Linked DNA regions of Homo sapiens: region 1 is linked to region 2. The links are chromatin contacts, found by Hi-C or POLR2A ChIA-PET in ENCODE. All regions are on one chromosome and are shown on one strand. The core of a region is the stretch at or near the end of the contact, and the rest is flanking DNA. Distances in the headings are between cores, read along the strand shown. Region 1 overlaps PCBP1-AS1 (PCBP1 antisense RNA 1). Region 2 overlaps AAK1 (AP2 associated kinase 1).

What was found. Hi-C counts contacts between places; a loop is a spot of excess contacts on that map. ChIA-PET counts read pairs that join two places held with the same protein, here RNA polymerase II (POLR2A). Pooled maps may share reads with other maps.
Region 1: a pooled map shows a loop between it and region 2 (2.6-fold over the local background). The contact joins two enhancer-like sites. A Hi-C loop is called at or near these places in 1 of 50 pooled maps. POLR2A ChIA-PET finds 5 or more read pairs at or near these places in 3 of 52 experiments (GM10248, T-cell and activated CD8-positive, alpha-beta T cell).

What each region holds. Positions count from the first base shown.
Region 1 is chr2:70,068,826-70,076,591 of GRCh38, forward strand. The region is part of intron 4 of PCBP1-AS1 (PCBP1 antisense RNA 1); the gene reads right to left. It also overlaps a transcript of ASPRV1 not described here and the pseudogene RN7SL470P. Among named protein-coding and RNA genes, the nearest start is that of PCBP1-AS1, 14 kb to the right of the region's middle. RefSeq lists enhancers at 506-585, 2,032-2,326, 2,264-2,333. Within about 2 kb of position 2,171, at least 33 of the 41 ENCODE cell types and tissues checked have a DNase peak (open chromatin) inside an H3K27ac peak, as active enhancers do.
Region 2 is chr2:69,611,061-69,618,377 of GRCh38, forward strand. All of the region lies in intron 2 of AAK1 (AP2 associated kinase 1), which reads right to left. Among named protein-coding and RNA genes, the nearest start is that of AAK1, 29 kb to the right of the region's middle. Within about 2 kb of position 5,796, at least 3 of the 41 ENCODE cell types and tissues checked have a DNase peak (open chromatin) inside an H3K27ac peak, as active enhancers do.

The DNA of each region.
Region 1 (7,766 bases), core at 921-3,420, 450 kb after region 2:
TCCCAGCTACTCAGGAGGTTGAGGCAGGAGAATCACTTGAACCCAGGAGGCGGAGGTTGCAGTGAGCAGAGATTGTGCCATTGCACTCCAGCCTGGGCAACAAGAGCAAAACTCTTGTCTCAAAAAAAAAAAAAAAAAAAAAAAGCCTTTCCTTCGTCAGTAAACCAAAGGCAGAGATCATGGGCAGCTTTCTGGTGATTGTACCCTTAAGTTTCAACTTTCTATAGATGAAAGACAATGTATTTGGTCATGTTTTCCTGGTTACCCAAAAAATGACACAGCCCAGGCCTTACCCAACAGCTGATTCACCATCAATTAATCTGTATCACAGCCTGCTGAGCCTCACACCTCACACAGTCACACACTAGACAGCTCTGGGGGAAAAAAACAACCCAAGGTGAGCTGTCAAAGTCCTCTTCGTAACCTGACCTCGCCCTCTGGGGTAGGTTTCATTTCAAAACTGAAAGGGACTGAAGGGCTGGGGAAATCCAAAGATCAACAGAGCCAGGAACAGGTGGTTCCCACAGAAGCATCCCAGGTTGGAACTCAAAACAGAAACCAGACCACTGATAAGACATGGTTTATGATGTCTGTCTCCAAGCCTTCGGATGCCATTTATATGTTTTTGATATTTACAATAGGGCATGACCACATTTATCCAACTCCTGACTACTAAAAATCTAATTCTCCAAGTGCTCAAGCAACTTCCTGGTTTTATTACATTTTAGAGCTTCGGGGTAGCTCAATAACTGAGATACCAGGGAACTTGCGAATTCTTTAGCCCTTCAAATGGGCCACAAATAATGAATTTTATCTCTTCTTCCTTCTTCATCTCCCCACAAAGGCTTGGCAAAATTCCTGTCTCACTAAAAAGTTTCTAAGTTGTTCATAATGGCCCTCTCAATGGAGCAATATTCAATACACAAAAGTCTAGTTCATCAAAGGAGTCAGGTTATTTGCTTGAGGTTCATCTGTAACTAGCTATATGAGCTTGGACAAGTCACTTCACCTTTCTGAGTTCTATAAAGTAAGGAGGTTGGAAAAAAAAAGAAAGGGAAGCAATAAAACAACCTTGAACAGAAAAAAGACTTTAAGTTTTTAAGTCTAAAAGGCTCATCAAGTGCCAACAAGTGTTATTTTTAAAAGGCATACACCTCAGCCTGGCCAACACGGCGAAACCTCATCTCTACTAAAAATACAAAAATGAGCCAGGCGTGGTGGCACGCATCTGTAATCCCAGCTACTCGGGAGGCTGAAGCAGAAGAATCGCTTGAACCCAGGAGGCAGAAGTTGCAGTGAGCTGGGATCGTGCCATTGCACTCCAGACTGGGTAACATGAGCAAGACTCCATCTCAAAAAAAAAAAAAAAAAAAAAAAAGACATACCAGAAGCATACCACAGGAAACTCTAAGCATAAATAAAAATTCACAAACTTCCAGAACAAGAGAACAGATTATTACTTACAAGGAAAAAAAATCCCATTGGACTTCTCATCTGTATCACCAGAAACTCAAAACACTGGAAAGCTACTTAGACTTTGTCGAGACTAGGACTAGTATTCCAAGAATTCTAAACCTAACCACAATATCATTCATACACGAAGGTTAAAAAGAAATTGGACATAAAAAGACTTTGAAAGTACCACTCATGCCCCCCTTCTAAGAAAATCACTCAAAGAAATGTCCTACTTGGCTGGAAGTGGTGGCTCACGCCTGTAATCCCACCACTTTGGGAGGTCAAGGCGGGCGATCATGAGGTCAGTAGGTCGAGACCAGCCTAACAGTGCAAAATCCTGTCTCTACTAAAAAAATAAAATACAAAAATTAGCTGGGCACAGTGGCGCACGCCTGTAGGAGGCTGAGGCAGGAGAATCGCTTGAACCCGGGAGGCGGAGGCTGCAGTGAGCCGAGATTGTGCCATTGCACTCCAGCCTGGGTGACAGAGTGAGACTCCGTATCAAAAAAAAAAAAAAAAAAAAAAAAAGGAAATGTCCCAGGCAATTAACATTTAACTGTAACAAAGCCAGGAAAGACAAACTATATAAAAAACATGTTTCCCCTCCCCAACAAAAACCTTTTAATGAGTTTGGACCAGATGACTTCGAATGGCCTTTCCAAGTATAAACAGAAACTGCCCTGTACACCACAGTCCCTGGCAGTCTGGGTTTGTGAGTTGTTCATCACCTAGTGGCCTGATGAAGTAAATGCAGTTTGTCAAGTGCCCGGATAAACTTCCAGCCATTTTGTGAGCTCTGATGGCGTATGCAGCAGGGCAGCAGCCTGACCTCCTAATGATTACAAGAGTAGGAGACTGCAAACCCTCCAAACTCACAGACAATTGTAAAGACTTAGCTCACCATCAATTCATTCTTCAAGGAGGAAAGGAAAGCATACTCACCTTGTAACTAAATAATCCTAAGTGAAGCACAGATTTGTCAGACTGCATTTACAAAGTAGGGAGAAGTAGAAATTGTTTCTGTGCAGAATGATCTGAACTGAAAGCAAGTTTAGGTATTAGGATAAACTGCAAATATGTCTTACACATAGGAAGACTGTCTTCAAAGGTTCATGAGTTTGCATGTGGAAGATGTATTACATTTATTCTGTATAGTTCCGGGGTACTGGTCTAAAATTAGGCCGGGCACAGTGCCTCACGCCTGTAATCCCAGCACTTTGGGAGGCTGAGGTGGGAGGATCACCTGAGGTCAGGAGTTCCAGACCAGCTTGGCCAACATGGTGAAACCCCATCTCTACTAAAAATATAAAAATTAGCCAGGCGTAGTGGCACACACCTGTAATCCCAGCTACTCAGGAGGCCAAGGCAGAAGAATCACTTGAACCCAGGAGGTGGAGGTTGCAGTGAGCCGATATCGTGCCACTGCACTCCAGCCTGGGTGACAGAGTGGGACTCCGTCTCAAATATAAATAAATAAAAACAAAAATTAAATTAATGAGAAGTCTCAATTAGATTTCAATTCAAAACAAGAAATAATTTTCAGCAGGGCACAGTGGCTCATGCCTGTAATCCCAGCACTTTGGGAGGCCAAGGCGGGAGGACTGATTGAGGTCAGGAGTCCAAGACCAACCCAGGCAACATAGCGAGACCCAGTCTCTACAAAAATTTTTCTTTCTTTTTTTTTTTTATGAGAAAGAGTCTCGCTCTATTGCCCAGGCTGGAGTGCAGTGGCACGATCTCAGCTCACTGCTACCTCTGCCTCCTGGGTTCAAGCAATTCTCATGCCTCAGCCTCCCGAGTAGGTAGGATCACAGATGTGAACCACCATGCCCAGCTAACTTTTGTATTTTTAGTAGAGATGGGGTTTCGCCACATTGGCCAGTCTGGTCTCAAACTCCTGGCCTCAAGTGATCCACCCACCTCGGCCTCCCAAAGTGCTGGGATTACAGGTGTGAGCCACTGCACCCAGCCTCTACAGAAAATTTTTAGAATTAGCCTGGTGTGGTGGCACACAGTAGTCCCAGCTACTCAGAAGACTGAGGCAGGGGGATCACTTGAGCCCAGGAGTTCAAGGCTACAGTAAGCTATGATCACACCACTGCACTCTAGCCTGGGTGACAAAGCAAGACCCTATCTCTTAAAAATAAAAAAAGGCCAGGTGGCTGGGCGCAGTGGCTCACGCCTGTAATCCCAGCACTTTGGGAGGCCGAGGCGGGAGGATCACTTGAGGTCAGGAGTTTGAGACCAGCCTAGCCAACATGATGAAACCTGTCTCTACTAAAAATAAAAAAATTAGCCAGGCATGATGGTGAGTGCCTGTACTCCCAGCTACTGGGGAGGCTGAGGCAGGAGAATCACTTGAACTCAGGAGGCAGAGGTTGCAGTAAGCCAATATTGTGCCACTGCACTCTGTCCTGGGCGACAGAGCAAGATTTCGTCTCAAAAATAAAATGAAATAAAATAAAATAAAAACAAAAATAATAATTTTTTGCAGGGCATGGTGGCTCATGCCTGTAATCCCAGCACTTCAGGAGGTCAAGGCAGAAGGATCACTTGACCCCAGGAATTCGAGACCAGTCTGAACAATATAGTGAAACCTTGTCTCTATAAAAAACTAAAAAAAAAAAAAAAAAAAACAGCCGGGCATGGTGGCATGTGCCTGTAGTCCCAGCTACTCGGAGAAGGGAGAAGCTGAGGGGGAGGATCGCTTGTGCCAGGGAGGTTGAGGCTGCAGTGAGCTGTAATCCAACACTGCACTCCAGCCTGTGTGACAGAGCAAGACCCTATCTCAAAAAATTATGATTATATTTCTACCAATGAGAGCTTTTCAACAACGATGTCCTAAGAACTGATGAGCTCCCCTATTAATGGAGGTATTCAAAGAGAACTTGAAAGATCATTTGTCAGGAGAATGATAGAAAACATTCCTGTAATTGGATGGCAGGCTGGAGACAAGGAGACTGCATAAAATTACTTCAAAGGCTCTTTTCAGCTCCAAGAGTTTTTATTCTAAATAAAAACAAAACAAACAAAAACCACTAATAAATAACTAAGAAGTCCCTCTTCTATTTTTTTAAATATCCAACCAGGCAGTACAACTTAGTAGCTAAAAGTACGGGTTTGATACTACTTTCTCTTGAGTAAATCTGGACAAATTACTTAACTCTACTTGCCTCTGTTTAGAATAAGAGTACCTATTTTGTAAGATTACTGTGAAGATTAAATGATACTTCATTTAATCTTTAACGATACTTAACGATACTTTGTTAAGTATTTAAAACAGTGTCTGACACATGAATGTGTTTAAAACTAGCAGCTTAACAAGGAAAGAAAAAGGAAAGGTGGAGATGGGAGAAAGGCAAGGAATGAAACCTAAATGTGCGGCTTGTTTTCATTATGTGTACCCAAGCCTCAACCAAAGCATTGCTGGCTGTTGCTGGCCAGAGGCTGGGTTCCCTTGGCAACCAGCCTCAAAAAAGAACCTAGATCTACCTTCTTCAGGGAGACGGCTCATCCCTTGCCCTAGAATCTGGCATCTTCCCTGCACAAGGCAGACTCTCTAAGAACTCACAGCCAGGTGCGGTGACTCACACCTGTAATCCCAGCACTTTGGGAGGCCGAAATGGGCAGATCACGAGGTCAGGAGATGGAGACCATCCTGGCTAACACGGTGAAATCCCATCTCTACTAAAAATACAAAAAAATTAGCCGGGCATGGTGGCGGGCGCCTGTAGTCCCAGCTACTCGGGAGGGTGAGGCAGGAGAATGGCGTGAACCCAGGAGGCGGAGCTTGCAGTGAGCCGAGATCTCGCCACTGCACTCCAGCCCGGGCGACAGAGCAAAACTTCATCTCAAAAAAAAAAAAAAAAAAAAAAAAAAACAGAAATCACAAATACCATTGCCCCAAACTCAAGGAGCTAAGCAGGTGTTAAGCAGGTGTTACTCTTACTTCCTATGATCAATTACAGAACATCAGAGTTCAAAGAGACTTCAGAGGCCATCTAGAGCAACTGCTTTTTTTTTTTGGAGACAGAGTCTTGCTCTGTCGCCCAGGCTGGAGTGCAGTGGCACAATCTTGGCTCACTGCAACCTCTGCCTCCTGGGTTCACGCGATTCTCCTGCCTCAGCCTCCCGAGTAGCTGGGACTACAGGCACACACCACCACACCTGGCCTTTTTTTGTATTTTTAGTAGAGACAGAGTTTCACCATATTGGCCAGGCTCCTGACCTCGTAATCCGCCCACCTCGACCTCCCAAAGTACTGGGATTACAGGCATGAGCCACCGCGCCTGGCCCCAACCCCTTTGTTTAATGAATAAGGACCATAAAACTAAAAAAAGTGAAGTCCTAAATATGGCAAGTTGGTGGCAGGGTCAAGTCAAGATCACAGTCCTCTTTATTCCTAGTCCAGTGGTCAAAATCTTCCCATTTTTCATATGAGAAAAACAGAGCTGGCCCTACTACTCTTATACCACACAGTCCATACTACCTACTTAACAGAGGTAAGAAAAGACTACAAGCAGTAGAGTGCAGAGGTTAAGAGCATGAACTCGGGGCCAGGCGCAGTGGCTCACGCCTATAATCCCAGCACTTTGGGAAGCCGAGGCAGGCGGATCACGAGGTCAAGAAATCGAGCATCCTGGCCAACATGGTGAAACCCTGTCTCTACTAAAAAATAGAAAAATTAGCTGGGCATGCTGGCATGCACCTGTAGTCCCAGCTACATGGGAGGCTGAGGCAGGAGAATCGCTTGAACCCAGGAGATGGAGGTGGTTGCAGTGAGCCAAGATTGCGCCCCTGCACTCCAGCCTGGCCACAGAGCAAGATAACATCTTTTTTTTTTTTTGAAACAGAGTCTCGCTCTGTCGCCCAGGCTGGAGTGCAGTGGCGCGATCTCGGCTCACTGCAATCTCCGCCTCCCGGGTTCACGCCATTCTCCTGCCTCAGCCTCCCGAGTAGCTGGGACTACAGGCGCCTGCCACTATGCCCAGCTGATTTTTTTTGTATTTTTAGTAGAGACACGGTTTCACCGTGTTAGCCAGAATGGTCAGAGCAAGACAACATCTCAAAAAAAAAAAAAAAAAAAAAGCAAGCATGAACTCAGGATGGACTGCCTTATTTAAATCCCTGCTCTACTACTTATTAACTGTGCAACTTGAAGCAAGTTTTCTAACCTCTCTTCAACTCTATAAAACGGGGATAAGAGTCACCATGAGGTTATTTTTAAGGATTAAATGAGATAATCCATGTAGAGTACATAGCATGTAGAAAATTCTCAACGTGTGGCCAGGCACAGTGGCTCACGCCTGTAATCCCAGCACTTAGGGAGGCTGAGGCAGGCAGATCACCTGAGGCTGGGAGTTCAAGACCAGCCTGAGGAACATCGAGAAACCCTGTCTCTACTAAAAATACAAAATTAGCCGGGCTTGGTGTCACATGCCCGTAATCCCAGCTACTACTTGGGAGGCTGAGGCAGGAGAATTGCCTGAACCCGGGAGGCGGAGGTTGCGGTGAGGTGAGATCACGCCATTGCATTCCAGCCTGGGCAACAAGAGCAAAACTCCGTCTCAAAGAAAAAAAAAAAAGAAAATTCTCAATGTGTATGCTGTTCTGCTTCTCATCATTACCAGTCATGTGAAAAAATAAACAAGCATAATAACAAGAGAGGCCGGACAAGCTCTTACTTATGGTCCAAAAAGCACTGAGACATAGGTGTTTGTTTAGCTCCATTTCCCGGTCCAGGGAACACCCAATCCCTCAGCAGGAGAAGAATATAACTAACCTATCATTCATGTCTTTGGATCTAGGGAAGAATCAATTCAGAGAATAATCGAGGCACATGCTACACTGATAAGATGCTTAAGATCACAATGAAGGTTAGGTAAGTCAGAACTCAAGCCTGACCTTTACCCCTACACTCAAGTTTGACAAGATGCAGTTTTTGCCCAGTCTTCCTCTCAACCTACTAAGGTGATGCAGCGTAATGGTTAGCAAAAGCTCTGGAGTTTGACTGCCTGGGTGCAAACTAATTCCGTCATTTATATGCTGTGTGACTTACACAAATTACTTTATTTACCTTATTTCTCTAAGCCTTTGTTTATCCATCTTTTAAATGAGAATAACAACTATTTTAATTTTTATGATAATAGCTGACATTTGGTAAGCACTTTCTATGTGCCAAGCACTATGCTAAGCACTTTACATAGCTGATGGCATTTAACCGTCACCACCATCTTAGGAGGCAGGTATTATCATTATCCTCATTGTACAAATACAGATGTTCCTTGACTTATGATGAGGTTACATCTCGA
Region 2 (7,317 bases), core at 4,546-7,045:
GGATTGAGGGATGCCTAGATGGCTGGTGAGGCAGTTTCTGGGTGTGTCTATGAGGGTGTTGCCAGAGGAGACTGACATTTGAGTTGGTGGACTACGAGGGGGAGACCCACCCTCAATGTGGGTGGGCACCATCCAACTGGCTGCCAACGCGGCTAGAACAAAGTAGGCAGAAGGGGGATAAATAGCCTGCAGAGTCTTCTCGCTCTCTCTCTCTTCACATGCAGGACTCTTTGCTTCCTCTCCTCCTGCCCTTGGGCATCAGACTTCCAGATTCTTCTGCTTTTGGACTTTGGGACTCGGACCAGTGGCTTCCTGGGGGCTTTTGGGCCTTCGGCCTCAGACTGGGGGCTGCACTGTCAGACAACATTGAGACTTCCTTGGTAAAACTTATACAGCACATGGTTTAGAGTTGGTTTTGAGGCTTTCGGGCTTGGACTGAGCCACTAATGGCTTCTCTCTCCCCGAGCTTGCAGATGGCCTATCATGGGACTTTGCCTTGTAATTTTATGAGCCAATTCTCCCTAATAAACTCCCTTTATATATACATATACCTTATTGGTTCTGTCCCTCTGGAGAACCCAAATACAACACCCAAAAGAACAGAATGCAGGGTCTTGAAGAGAGATACGTATACCCATGTTCACAGCAACATTTCTCACAACAGCCAGAAGGTAGAAGCAATCCAGCCATCCATCAACAGATGAATGGATAAGGAAACTGTGGTATAGACATGCAATGGAATATTATTTAGCCTTAAAAGGGAAGAACATTTTGACATATACTATAACATGGATGAACTCTGAAGACATTATACTAAGTGAAATAAGCCACTCACAAAAAGCAAAACACTCTATGATTCCATTTTAGATGAGGTATCTAGAGTAGGCAAATTCATAGGGACAGAAAGTAGAATGGTGGCTGCCAGGGGCTTGGGGGAGAAAGGGAATAGGGAGTTAGTGTTTAATGGGCATAGACTTTCAGTTGGGACGATGAAAAAGTTCTGGAGATGGATGGTGGTCATGAGTACACAATAATGTGAATGTACTGCACGTTGTGCACATGTACCCTAGAACTTAAAGTATAATAAAAAAAGTTATCCAACTGGGGATTTATTAATATATGGATTAAAGTATTTCATCTGTTAGAGAGAAAAAAAATAATGTGAATGTACTTAATGCCATAGAACTGTATACTAAAAAAGGATTAAAATGGTAAATGTTATATTATGTATGTAACCACAACTTTTAAAAAAGGGCTTGGGTTTAGAGTCAGCAGTCCTTCTACCTATTAGCAGACAACTTTGTGGCAAGTTGCTTAAACTTTCTCGGAAGTAAAATGAGGTAACAGTAGGGCTGTGGAGATAAATAAGATAATTCCAACAGGCACTTGCTACATAAGCACTAAAAGTCAGCTCTTATTATTATGAAGATGCTATGAGAATGGCACAGCTGGCTCTAGACGTTTCACCAGAAAACGACAACAGTTGTATTTTGGAGTCATTATCTAGGGAAGAATGTTTTCACATTGTTTGATATTTTATGATAAAGGTTCTTTCTAGCATCTTCTCTATGGTCCTTGCCTCCTTCACCATTCAACTCTAAACCATGTGCTGTATAAGTTTTACCAAGGAAGTCTCAGTGTTGTCTAAGGAGGCAAGCCAATCCTTGGAAAATGAAAAACTGGTACATTCATACCAAGATGGAAGACATGAGCCAGTTTACAGAAAGCAAGTCAATGACAATCTCCCAGTTAGTCAAAGCCTTCAAAGGCTCTGTGTCTTCCACTCTACTATGATGTCAACTTTATGTTTTGGTCAAAGTTAAAGTATTACCTGGAGAAGTGCTGACTAGGCTTCTGGACCTTTAGACATATCAGTGTCCTTAGGGGAAAGCAGCATTTTAACAAAGCAGTTTAGCCATGTGAAATGGCCTAAGCTCTAGATCTGGAGACCAGGAAAATTCAGTGTAAGTGGGTAATTTGAGGTCTCATGAGGCCCATCACCTCCCTCAGTCCAATGGCCCACTTTAAGACAGGCATCTTGTCAAGGAAGATGAGATGCAAGCATCTGAAGGCACAGGCTTTGTGCAATCCCAACAGCTCCTAGAATCACACCCCAAATCATGGGGCCAATGATCAAGACCCCAGGAAGAGGGGAAATCACTTCCAAGCTACAGCACCATGATGCAATAAGAAATATATATTTGGTCGTTGCCCCTGATTCCTGACACAGAGCACCTAAAACCCTTGTAGTAATTTCCTGAGTGGTAGGGGTGATAGGAGCATCTTTTGTTAATATTTGGTCTTAGCCCCTGTTTCCTAACACAAAAGCGTCTAAAACCCTTGAAATCTCCAGAATGCAGAGTGTCTTTTTGTAAGTGAATGAAATGGCTAGTGGCTGGGCTTCCTAGGTAGCTTCCGGATGGGGGCTGGTTGGCAGGGAACTCAACCATGTGATTAGAAGGTTAGAACCTTAAGTCTTACCCCTAGCCTCTGAGGAGGGCAAGAGCTAGAGATAGAGCTAATCAACAAGGGCCAGTGATTTAATCAATCATACCTATGTAATAAAGCCTCCATAAAAACCCTAAATAAAGGGGTTTAAAGAGCTTCTAGATAGCTCCGTATGTGGAGGTACCTGGAGGGTGGCATGCCCAGAGAGGGCATGCAAGCTCCATGCCCCTTCCCCATCCCTTGTCCTAGGTAGCTCTTACCTGGTTGTTCATTTGTATCCTTTACAATAAACTGATAAACATAAAGTATTTCCCTGAGTGGTGTGAGCCACTGTTGCAAATGATCAAACAGGAGGAAGGGGTAATGAGAACCCCTAATTTGTAGCTAACCTGGTACCAGAAGCTTGCAACTGGCATCTGAAATGGGGGCAGTCTTGAGCCCTTAATCTGTAAAATCTGAAGCTAACTCCAAATAGATAGTGTCAGAATTAATTTGAATAGTAGGACACCCAAACGGTGTCTAGGAAGTCAAATAACTGATTGTTAGTGTGGAAAAAACTTAGATTTGGTGTCAGAAATGTGAGTAGAGGAAATGGTTTTCCTTTTGAGCACCACTATCAGGTGAGTCAGCTCAGAAGACAAGCAACAAAGAATTCATTAATAAAGGTTAAAATTAGTAAAATGCCTACTTCTGTTTCATTTACTGTCCATGACTAGAGAGAAATACCAAAGAAACACAAAATACTGGTGAGAAAACAGGCTGAAAACAAAGGCAAGGAAGGAGAAAGGGAAGAGGAAAGGCTCATTGAAGGAAGGCAGACATGGAGTCACACAGGGACAGGTGTAACAGCTGGAAGGAGGAGTCTAGTAAACTCTCTCTCATGAAGCCAGACCTGGTCAGGCCATTCCAGTCCTGCCCCGTGGAGCTGGCATTTCAAGCTGAAAGTTTCCCGAGAGTGGCAGCAACAGTGCAGGGTCCCAGGTGAGGGATTTAGTCATGGCACTCTCCACGGCATTTTGCTTCCTTCTCTCCCAACCAGGAAAACAAAAACAAAAACAAAAACCTTTGCTCCCAACACCCTGTCTCCTTCACCACTCTGGTAGGTTGAATAATGGTTCCCCCAAAAGAAAGGTCCATGTCCTAAGCCCAGAAACCTGTAAATGTGACCTTATATAGAAAAAGAGTCTTTGTAGGTGTAATTAATTGAAAGATCTCAAGATGGGGGTCATCCTGGATTATGCTGGCAGACCCTAAATCTAATGATAAGTGTCCTTAGAAGAGACACTCAGAGGAGAGACACACAGAAGAGGAGAAGGTCATGCAAAAACTGAGACAGGGACTGGAGTGATGGAGCCACAAACCAAGGAATGCCTGGAGCCACGAGAAGCCAGAATAGGCAAGAAATGATTCTCCCCTGGAGCTTTTGAGGGAGCACGGCCCTGTCAACACATTGATTTCTCACTTCTGGCCTCCAGAACTGTGAGAAGGTTAATTAATCTCTACTGGTGTAAGCCACCCAGTTTGTGGTCATTTGTTACTGTGGCCCTAAGAAATTAATATGACCCCAACCACGAGGAAAAAAACAAAACATGTTGCTGTCCTCTTTCCTCATGGGCACCATCAAAAACCTTCCTTCTAGGGTTTTCACTTACATAGTCTACCAAGGAAACTGCATGCCCATTGGTGCTGTCCTTTCCATGTGGACTTCGACCTCAGCTTAGCCACTTCTCGGGACTTCGCAGAGAAGCCCCGCAGGCCAGAATAGTTCAGTCCTGCTGGGCACTCAGCTGACCTCATGTCACTTGGGCTCTGATCCTTATGAGAGACACAGAGGATGGGAGGCAGGGTATGTTATTTTGCTTTTTAACCCAGTACCATTTAACCAAATGGAAATACCATTCCCATCTATATGACTCAAAAGATAAAGACAGACCACAGTGGAAGATGTTTTAAGAACTGGCCTGAGGAGTTTCTAGAAGAACCTGAAACACGGGATTTCCTGGGAGGACCTCCCCAATCCTCCCTCCTCCTCGCTCCTGGGTCTTGCTTTCTCTCATTTATTTTCTTCATTTCTTCCTTCCCTGTTTCTTTTTGGCTATGAATTTGCTCTTATATGAAAGAAACTGTACTCACACAGAAAGAAAGTGGAAAGCAAGAAACTGTGACAGTCAATCCTACTGCACTGGCTTCAACTCCTATACTTTTACAGCTAAATTCACTTCCCGGACTTGAAAACTTACTGGTGGGAGTTCAATGTCTGCCTTCCCCACTAGACTGTAAGCTCTAGGAGAAAAACACCTATAACTGTTTTGTTCATCATAATTTATGCAGTGCTTTCAACAGTGCCCTCATGACATGGGGCTTAAAATGTGTTTGTGGAATGACAAGTCTATATCAAAGGTTAAATACTAAAATGGTAAATTTTATGTTAAAGCTAAACATAGTGACTGGGCATGGTGGCTCATGCCTGTAATCACAGCACTTTGGGAGGTCAAGGCAGACAAATCATGTGAGCTCAGGAGTTCAAGACCAGCCTGGGCAACACGGCAAAACCCTGTCTGTACTAAAAACTGATTAGTGGGTACCACTTTCCTTTTCGGGCGATGAAAATGTTTTGGAACTAGATAGAGGTAGTGGTTGCACAACATTATGTTTAGTTTTGGTTTCTGGTTTTCTTTTAGAGATGAAGTTTGCTGTTGTCCAGGCTGAGCTTCTGGGCTCAAGTGATCCTCTCACCTCAGCCGCTTGAGTAGCAGGAATCACAGCCACCAGCCACCATGCCCAGCTGCACAACATTGTTAATGTACTAAATGCCACTGAACTGTTCACTTTAAAATGGTTAATTATGTTATGTGAATTTTGCCTCCATTTTAAAAAAAGAACGAAAAGAAAAAGGTGAAATAAACCTGATTTTGCCATTTAACAATAGAGTTCAAAGTAAAGTATATATAAAAAACTATTTTTTTTATGACTTAAGTAACCACCAGAGTACTGATGTTGGGGCCCAGGGTGTAAATCAGGGATTCTCAACCTGGACGCTCATGACTTTGGACTGTATAATTCCCTGTTATGGGGGCCATCCCCATCCCATGCACTACAGGATATTCACCAGCATCCCTGACCTCCATTCGTTTGATGCCTGTAATAGCCCTTTCCTAGGTGTGACAATCAAAAATGTCTCTAGATATTGCCAAGTGTCTCCTGGGGGGCAAAACAGCCACAATTGAGACCTACTGGTCTAAATGGAAAAAGGGCTCTCTAGCAATTATCAAAAATTTCTTCTTTTTCTATCCCTTGTATACCTACCAGTGTGACTCATTGTTTCCTGCCAATCCTACCAGCCACAAATGACCTATCTGTGAACTTCTAGCACCTGGTTATAATGCCCTTTTTCTAACCCCAAGTTCCCCCAAGCCACCCACGAGGGACCTGGACATGCTGCTTTCTGCCTGTGTCACTTGCCAGGCCACAGATTATCCAGGGGCCCTCATCCTATCCCCAGTGTATGGTAACATAGCTCCACTAGCACCTACAAGATAGAAGGATGTCCTTAAGGTATAGGTCAAGGAAAAAGCAAACCTACTGGTTTGACAAGCAGAACAGAGCCTCCCTGTGCCTAGGCCCTCATTCTCTAATCTCAGTCAAGAACAACAAAATTCCAAACCATCACACCACCCCCAAACAGGGTAACAGGTGAAATGAAAGGTTGAAAGCCCCTATCCCTAGAAGATATAAGTGAATTTTCAAGGAATTCAATTATCTCTAACTTTAAGGAACACAATCAATTCACATCGAGTTGCTTTGACATTAATCTTTCAGAAGACCCCACAAGCTTGAGAGGAGAAATGGATTCTAATCCCAATTGAACCTAGCTGTGTAGTTTCGGACAGGCCATTTAATCCTCTGGGCATAGTTTCTCCTTTGCAAGATCTGTGAGTTAGGCTGTTTGAATTCTAAGTTTAATGCATTAATTTAATACCTACTTCCTAAATACCTACTTATTAAAAGCATACAAAAAGATGAGTGAGAACCTAACCATACCCTCAAGGAGTCCAAGTTGGGTCAGGGATGAAGGGAGAACAGCTTAGAAGACTGATAAATAAATCGTTATTGTAAGATGCAGCAAATCCTAAAGAGGTATGTGCCACATGCTTGAGTGTATGAGAGTGCAAACATCAGGAACAACTAATCACATGTAAAAGAAGTGAACAGACATTCCCAGCAGCACGCTGTGCCTGCTCCTGTGAAGGGATAAAGTGAAGAGCTGGAAGCATTAGGAGTATAGAAGAGGCCACATTTAATGGAGATGCCTCTACTATTTTGGTTTGTTAACACCTAGAAAGAATATACAAGGAATAAACCATTTCCAACTCAAAGATTAGGCTTTTTGGCTGACAGAGTCATACCTCCTCCTTTATCTCGAGGCTGCTGAGCAAAGATTCAGGGAAGTGGTCCTTCATCATTCAGCAACCTCTGAGGTGAAGGGCTTCACTAAGAATTAATCATTAGTCTAGTGATAAAAAAGAACCATGAGGCAACCAACCTGACCAGGAGGGCATAAAAGTGAAAGGTAAGCAGGAGCTCCCAGCAATAAAATACAAAAAGCAAATTCAAAACCAGGTCCTGAAGATGCCTCTACAGCGACCATGCAAGGTCTTTTTTGTCACAAAGCCAAGACCCAAAGGAGAAAAAAGAATTCATGTACACATAAAATTAAATATAAGTAGAGATATAAATAAATATATAATATTCAATATACTAATATATAAGTAAAATACATGCAAAATAAAAATGGGTTCCTTTTAATAAGAGGAAGTTAAGCTGCCAAATAAATGCCATAAATTATAAATACCTAACAATAAAAACAAC